Regions from separate parts of the Mus musculus genome. Here region 1 is linked to region 2. A link is a contact called in ENCODE Hi-C or POLR2A ChIA-PET data. All regions are on one chromosome and are shown on one strand. The core of a region is the stretch at or near the end of the contact, and the rest is flanking DNA. Distances in the headings are between cores, read along the strand shown. Region 1 holds the start of Zfp42 (zinc finger protein 42). Region 2 holds the start of Triml2 (tripartite motif family-like 2).

What was found. Hi-C counts contacts between places; a loop is a spot of excess contacts on that map. ChIA-PET counts read pairs that join two places held with the same protein, here RNA polymerase II (POLR2A).
Region 1: a map of mouse trophoblast stem cell shows a loop between it and region 2 (2.3-fold over the local background). The contact joins the promoter of Zfp42 here to the promoter of Triml2 in region 2. A Hi-C loop is called at or near these places in 1 of 37 maps with a recorded cell type or tissue (mouse trophoblast stem cell). POLR2A ChIA-PET finds 5 or more read pairs at or near these places in 1 of 5 experiments (embryonic stem cell).

The regions. Positions count from the first base shown.
Region 1 is chr8:43,304,355-43,308,539 of GRCm38, forward strand. It overlaps Zfp42 (zinc finger protein 42), which reads right to left and starts at 2,655. Exons shown (of 4, transcript NM_009556.3): 1 at 2,487-2,655; 2 at 122-205.
Region 2 is chr8:43,177,921-43,181,956 of GRCm38, forward strand. Triml2 (tripartite motif family-like 2) reads left to right here and starts at 2,616. Exons shown (of 8, transcript NM_001381929.1): 1 at 2,616-2,692. It also overlaps a transcript of Triml1 not described here.

The DNA.
Region 1 (4,185 bases), core at 1,405-3,904, 130 kb after region 2:
ACATCACTTCCTCAGAGTTTCCCTCCATACTTAGGATCCCATGCTAAATATTCCCCAGCCTGCGTTACACAGAAGAGCACAATTCTTGGTATTTATTGCCTATGAAACCGTTTACTCTTACCTGCTGGCTGCACTGCACACTCACTCTATTGAGAGAAGAAGACTATCTTCTTTTGCCACGTGTCCCAGCTCTTAGTCCATTTCTCTAGTGAAATGAGGTCATGAATATGCATTAGTTATAGTTTTGGTTGAGACCTGATTCAGAAATCTCAAATAACAATAACTTACCAGGCATTTATACAGAACTTTAGACACTTGGTTAAAAAAAAAAAAAAAAAAAAAAAAAAAAGAGTTGCTTGCAAATGCTATGTAGGTAGAATGGTATTTCCTAACCAATCAAAGCCATAGAAATAGCATTTACTTTTCTTCATTAGGTTATCAGATGTTTGAGCAATATGCTGTCTTCTACCCAATATACAACCTCATGAGAATAGCAAATAAAAGGTCAAGTGACTTGTTAGCCTGTTACTCTATGTGGTCAAAACTGGCTTGAACTCCTCCAAATTCTGGAACTACAGACGTGCGCTACCCAAGCATGGCCCAATAACTTTTCTTTGTTGTTTTTTGTTTTGTTTTTCGAGACAGGGTTTCTCTGTGTAGCCCTAGCTGTCCTGGAACTCACTCTGTAGACCAGGCTGCTCTGGAACTCAGAAATCCGCCTGCCTCTGCCTCCCAAGTGCTGGCGAGCGCCACCACCTCCCAGCCAATAACTTCTAATTAGTCAAAATAATCCAAAATGCTTACTGGTCAACCCAGATAAAGATAAAATCTAATGGCTTGGGATAAAACTAATGTTTCATTTCTCAAACAGGAATAGAAATACTTCAATCACATGACAATTGTTCACTCAATAGTGAAAAAAACCAAAAACCCAAAAAAAACCCAGTTATCACACACAGAGTCAAGCTTTTATCATGTGGGGCACATAGCTAGTAAACTGTGAATTAACAAAATGGTTTCAGACAGAGAAAAGGGCTCACGAAAAACTTCCGAGTATGCGATGACGTACAGAGGGACACCATCACTCTAAGAACCATCCAGGACCTGTCTCCGCAGACAAAAGTGCTCGCCCCAAAAATACCGTCCCCGGAGAGGTGAGATTAGATCCCCCAAATCCCCGGCTTTAGCAAGCAGTATGCAGACACTGTAAAAAAGAAACTGAATCATGGCTGTAGGGAACCTAGGATAAAAGTTTTAAGTAGGGAAAGAAGCCGAAGTTACTACAGAAGGCCGTCATATTTACTACAGGAGGAAGCCATAGTCACCACAGAAGCAGTCGATCTTTCCCCGCTTTGGTTTTTCGAGACAGGGATCCTTTCTCTAGGCAGCCTGGCCGTCCTGGAAGTTGCTTTCTGGACTTGGCTGTCCTCCAACTCAAAGGGATCCTCCTGCCTCTGCCTCCCGGAGTGCTGAGATTACAGGCCAAGTGAGGCCGCCGGCGCCACCACTCGGTGTTAAGTCGTAATTCTTAGAAAAGTTGGTCGGTAGTATGGCGGCCAGGGTCCAAGTGCAAAGGAGCCTGGGAATTCTACGGAAAGCCATTTGCGTTGCAGTTCAACACCAAAGGAAACCATTATAGGGTGTTAAGTTAAACCACTATTCTGGATCTACTACTAAAGGACAACAGTGAACAGGGAACTCCTCAGGCAATTTGAGAACCAAGCAATCTGAAGGTTGGAATGCAGACTGTAGGAAGCAAGAGGAAGTTCTTTCCGGCTGGATGCTTGATTGGAAAATGGAGTGAGGAAACTGGAAAATTAAGTAAAGAAAATCAGTAATTTAAAAAAAAGCTGTTCTAGCCGGGCGGTGGTGGCGCACACCTTTAATCCCAGCACTTGGGAAGCAGAGGCAGGCGGATTTCTGAGTTCAAAGCCAGCCTGGTCTACAGAGTGAGTTCCAGGACAGCCAGGGGTATACAAAGATACCCTTTCTCGAAAAACAAACAAACAAACAAACAAACAAAAACAAAAACAAAACAAAGCCAAAAAAATGCTCTTCGATTTTCTTTTTCTAGAATAATCTATTGAATTTTATAGAGGTAAGTGGAGAGAAAAGGTAGGTGCCCTGTTACCTCGCTAATTTAAACATTTTCATATAAAATAGATCTAGGGAATTGAGATAAGATAAAAGCACACGAACACTTGGAACAAAATTTGAAACAGAATTTCAAGGAGATTCCAACCTGAATTCCCACTTTCCTCAATGTGCATCTACTGTGCTCCTTAATATGTTTGAAAACGTGATGGCCAATGGACCAAGGTAGCTGGTGATCGATGCAGTCTGAAAGCCAGCATTTATTTGCCAAGATCTTCACCAATTTGGAAGAGTCAAAACTCTAAATTGCTGGTTTTCAAACCCTTCCCTCCTCCCTTTCCTCATAACGAGAAAAAAGACAAATCCCAGCCATTTCATGAAACAGGACTTACCTAATGCCCACAGCGATGCGATGCGCTCTACCTATTTCCTCCTTGGTTTCCTTTCTGAAATCCCAAGAAGAAACTGCCACTCGTACCCAGAGCCACAGTGGAAATCTAGGCGGCTAGGAGTTCAGCTCCTTGGACCCCTCCCTTTTTAGATGGACGAACTCTGTTCCGGCCACACTTACGGAGTAACTAACTCCGAGCTGGGTAGGCTGGAATGCCCAATGAGAAGCGCTCAAGGTGGGTGTGGGCGGGGATGTGGGCGGGCCCCTGGCCCTTCAGGTGACCCACCCAGAGCTGTCCCCTTGTCTTGGGTCGGCGTGGAAGGGTGGGGCAAAGACTCTTGCTCAGTTATGCAAATGCCTCTTCAGAATCCCGATCGCCTGGCCTTGAGACTCAGTCACATCTCAGTACCTCTGTTACAGACTTGTAACCGAATTTACACAAGCAGAGGATGCAGTTTCTACCTACCTACCTACACACACACACACACACACACACACACACACACACACACACCGAAAACTTTCTTTACACTTTCGTCCCATCGCCACTCTAGACCCCAGCCTCTCCCGGACCCCGCTACAAAGTACACTAGTTGCCTGAACTTTTTCCAGCATTAATGTGACTGCTGGATTCCCGCAAAGCAACACAACTCACTTTGAGAGCGTGGGTCATGCAGCGTTCACCACTGACTACAAACGGTCTAGTGAAATTTAATGGTTCGTATAAATACGCCGGGCACCATTAAGACAAAAACCAAATCAATATTTAAGATCCTCTTACATTTAACCTGAGCTTTTCTGTAATTTACTTATCAGGGAGGAATCGGTCATTTATTCTAGGTTTTTTTTTTCTTCTTTTGAATAAAATTCAGTTGTGAGATCGAAAAAAATTTTTGACTGATGAAATTTTGACTATTTATGAAGTGTCTCTCATTCCTCTGAATGGAAGTAGGATAAACCTCCTGTCATCCCCGGAAGTGAGTTTGTGGCTGAAGACAGAACAAGGAACTGCTTTACTCCAGGTTTCCAGAACACTTCATTTAGGCGTTTTAAAAAATGCATTGGCAGCCGGCGTGGTCCACTCGGGAGGCAGAGGCAGGCGGATTTCTGAGTTCGAGGCCAGCCTGATCTACAAAGTGAGTTCCAGAACAGCCAGGGCTAAACAGAGAAACCTGTCTTGAAAACAAAACAAAACAAAACAAAACAAAAAACAAAAAACAAAAAACAAACAAAACACATTGGCAAATTCTCAACAAGTTCTCTGACTGCCTTTGCATGTGAGTGTGTGTGGATGTGAGTGTGTGTGTGTGTGTGTGTGTGTGTGTGTGTGTGTGTGTGTATGACAGAGAGAGAGAGAGAGAGAGAGAGAGAGAGAGAGAGAGAGAGAGAGAGAGAGAGAGAGAGAGGAGAGAGAGAGAGAGAACCCCCCTGGTTACAAAGTGAGGCCCTGTTTCAGTTTCCTCCCTTTTAGGTTATGCTTAGGTTTCAAGGAGAAAGCAGAAGGCCTTTCTTTTGCATTAGGTACTCAGAATCTGAGCCACACCCTTTTGTTATCAGAGCCTTAGCCTGGGCTGTAAAACACTGGACAAACTGGATTAAAGTGTAACTCCTCCTTTGGTAGGTCTCATTCCTATCAGGGTGAGGCTGTGGCAAGGACTCTCAGACTATCTGAGGACTATCCTGTCCAGCATTCGAGTCCT
Region 2 (4,036 bases), core at 1,366-3,865:
CTATTAAAAAACAATGATTTCATGACATTCACAGGCAAATGGATGGAACTAGAAAATATCATCCTGAGTGAGGTAACTCAGTCACAAAAGAACACACATGGTATGTACTCACTGACAAGTGGATAGTAACCCCAAAGCTCAGAATACCCACAATACAATTCACAGACCACCTGAAGCTCAAGAAGAAAGACCAAAGTGTGGATGCTTCAATCCTACATAGAAAGGGGAGCAAAATAATCACCGGAAGTAGAGGGAGGGAGGGACCTTTGAGGGAGAGAAGAGGGAGAGTGTAAAAAGGGAAGCAGGATCAGGTATGGGGAGGGACAGAAGAGAAGTACAGAAGGCCAGGAAATTGAATAGAAATATCCATTGGACTGAGCTGGGGAACCCCAGTGGAAGAGGTAGGGGAAGGGCTGAAGGAGCTGAAAGGTAAGTGGACCTCTGAATTCAAGACCAGACTTGTCTATACAGCATGTTCCAGACCAGCCACAGCTAGACAGTGAGAACTTGTTCCAAAAAGCAAGCGACTTTGGAGGCCACAAGGGGGCACCGGTTCCCTTGAACTGGAGTAACAGGCAGTGGTCCGCAGCCTAACTTGAATTACTGTGAATTTAACTCTGGTCCTTTGCAAGAGCCTTAAGCACTGGTCAATCTTTCTTGTCCCTACTTCTAATGAACAGGACAAACTTAGAGAAAACAAGACAGCTAGAAGCCAGTCCTTCCTTTCAGAGCATGGTGCTGTCTGTACACATGAAATTTTCAGCACTATGGAATCTGAGGCAGGAGTGCCACAAGTTTAAACTCAGCTTTCTATATATAGCAAAAGGCTGGTGACACAGGCCTTTAATCCCAGCACTTGGGAGGCAGAGGCAGGTGGATTTCTGAGTTCAAGGCCAGCCTGGTCTACAAAGTGAGTTCCAGGAGAGCCAGGACTATACAGAGAAACCCTGTCTTGTTGAAACTCTCTCTCTCTCTCTCTCTCTCTCTCTCTCTCTCTCTCTCTCTCTCTCTCACACACACACACACACACACACACACACACACACAAGGCTGTCTCAAAACCCAAAAAGGGGGCAGGTCAAAATCTCACACATGTTTTTTGCCCCAAGGCTTAGAAGAAAAGAGATTGGGTATATTTTTAAAAAGAAAATCCTCTCCAGACTAAAGAAATAGGGAAAAAAAAAAAAGAAGAAGGTGGTTTATCTGAGAAAGCAAGCGTGAGGAATTCAGTTTAGGGAGAAGGTACAGAGAATCTCTCCAGACAGGAGAGCCACGGTGCTAGATGCCTAGTGCTGAATCTGATCTGGAAGATCAGGAGAGCCAGGTAGGAGGATTTGCTGGTTGTCATGCCAACTGCTTAAAAAAAAATAAAATTAGATTTAAAACCCTCTCTCCTTTGCTTAGCAAGGATTGGCGCATGACATAATCCCTGTCAGAGACAGGACTGTAAGATTAGGGAACTAGAGAGATTTTCCTCTTCACTGGGCCCGCCCCTTCCTCCCCCACACCCCCTCCTGAGACAAAGTCCTTAGGCAGGCGGTTATCTCCCTGCAAAGCAGTGACCCTTCCCTGAAGCAAACATTCTGGAGAACCAAGTGAGTCATTCTTCTCTAGTGAAAAAGCATTAGCAGTTAAAGATAAGAGGCTGAGGCTGAGGAAAACAAGACAGATCCTGCAAAGTAGTCTCATGGTCTGCATTCCTATTAATGATCACCACACATAGGGCACAACATCTTAAAAGTACCTTTCTCTTTTGTTTTATAGTTTTTAAATTTGCTTTTAATTACCTTAAGGAATTAAAAAAATACATTTTGCTTTAGTTGGCCCCCTTCCTCTCCCTCCATCTCCCTGGGGGACTCCTCCATTAAACCCTTCCATCTCTGCTGTTCCATTTTCCTCTTTCACACCCCATCCCAATGTATGCTCTCTCTTCTCTCTCTCTCTCTCTCTCTCTCTCTCTCTCTCTCTCTCTCTCTCTCTCTCTCTCTCTCTCTCTCTCTCTCTCCCCCCCCCCCGTGTCTGTCTGTCTGTCTGTCTGTCTGTCTGTCTGTCTGTCTGTCTGTCTTTTATAAATCAGGCTGGTCTCGAACTCAATCCACAGACATCCTCCTGCCTCTGCTGTCCCCCTCCCACCATGCTAGGACTAAAGGCATGCACTGCTACACACAGCTTTTTACTATTATTATTATTATATAAAATTCGAGGATGAATGGATAGATTAGTAGTGGTTTATCTGTTTTCAGAATCTCTGTGATCCAAGCTGGGTAGGAACTCACCTCTTATCCTGGGTCCACTTCAAATTTGCAGCAATCCTCCTGACTCAGCCTTTCCAATTCAGGGACTATCAGCAATGTGCTATCCAATCTGTCTGGGCCTGAGATCACACCCAAGGTCTGTGTTTTACCGAAGAGTTTTCAGCCAAGGTCAGTGTTTTACTGAAGAGTTTTCAGACAACTGTTTAGAAATGTAAATTAACCTACCTAGGAGGTGGGGCCAGGAAACAGATTCAAAAGTATCTGAAGCCACTTCTGCTGCTTCCGGACCAATCCGGACCAATCCGGTAATAAAGGTCGAAATGGCCGGTTTATGTGACGCTTTGTGAGACCCGGAACTGACCTTCGTACTGAAGTCTCTGGTCTCCACTGGCTGTGGCTTTCCCTGAAGGAAATCCTTAAGATTTCTGGAAAGGAAGGTGAGTTTTCCCGCTTTGCATCATCATTTCCGTAATCATACTTTTTGTTTGTTTGTTTGTTTGTTTTCCAACGACTAAGTTTTTTAAACATTTATTTTGTGTGCGCATGTGGGGGGTGGGGTGGGGGTTGCGGGGAGACCTGGCTTGGTGGTCAGGCTTAAGGAAGTCATCGGTTTGGTTCTCTCCGTCCAACCCGGAGGGCCTGAGGATTCTGCCTTCGGGCTTGGCAGAAGCGGCCTTCACACACCATCAAGGCGGGCCAACTTTTTATTTAAAAAATAAATTAGTTGATTTATGTATGGGAGCGTTGTTCTGCAAGCATACCTGGTGCCCTCGGAGGCTAGAGGAGGGTGTTGGGTCCACCACGAACTGGAGCCACAGATGGCTGAGTCGACTTGGGGGGACACTAGACTTGAACCTCCACAAGTAGCCCAGACTGGGGATGTTTCTGGGACACCATTAAAATACTTAAACTTTTTAATGAGACTGGGCCTCGCTTTGGACTGCTGTTAGCTGTTGAACTCACAGCCTTAGCTTCCCAAGTGCTGGAGTTACAAGCCGGTTGTGAACTATCCTGCCTGATCAAATTCAACAACTTAATTTTGGTATCCTTGGAAGCTTGATGGATGGTTGATTGATGGATGGTAGTGGTCCCTAGATGAGAGACTTGGGGGGTGGGCAGTAAAAGAATAAAAGAACGCCTGAGAAAGGCAAGACAAAAGGTAAATGATACATTCAGGAAAGCAAGCCCAGGGAGGCGGGAATTTCCTGGGGTTTTTTGGTTTTGGTTTTGATTTTTTTGAGTCAGGGTTTCTCTGTGCATCCCTGACTGTCTTCAACCCTCGCTGTAGATCAGGCTGACCTCAAACTCTAAGAGATATGCCTGGCTCTGCCTCTCTGCTGCCTCCTTAATGCTAGGACTAAAGGCACACACAATCTGGCCTGAATTTCTTGGTTTTGTTTTTTATTAAAAACTAATATTTGACCTGTCCTTTTGATTTGCTTTAACCTTTTGCTGACTGATAGAAGTCTTCCCCTCCAAAACAAAAACAAACAAACAAACAAAAACCCAAGAAAAAGACAAACAAATGACAACAAAAATACTGTTTTTAAGGATGGCTGGAGAGATGGCTCAGCGGTTAAGAGCACTGACTACTCTTCTGGAGGTCCTGAATTCAAATCCCAGCAACCACATGGTGGCTCACAACCATCTGTAATGAAATCGAATGCCCTCTTCTGGTGTGTCTGAAAACAGCTACAGTGTACTTACATATAGTAAATAAATAAATCTTAAAAAAAAAAAAAGATGGATATGGGGGCACACTTAATCCAAGTACTGGGGAG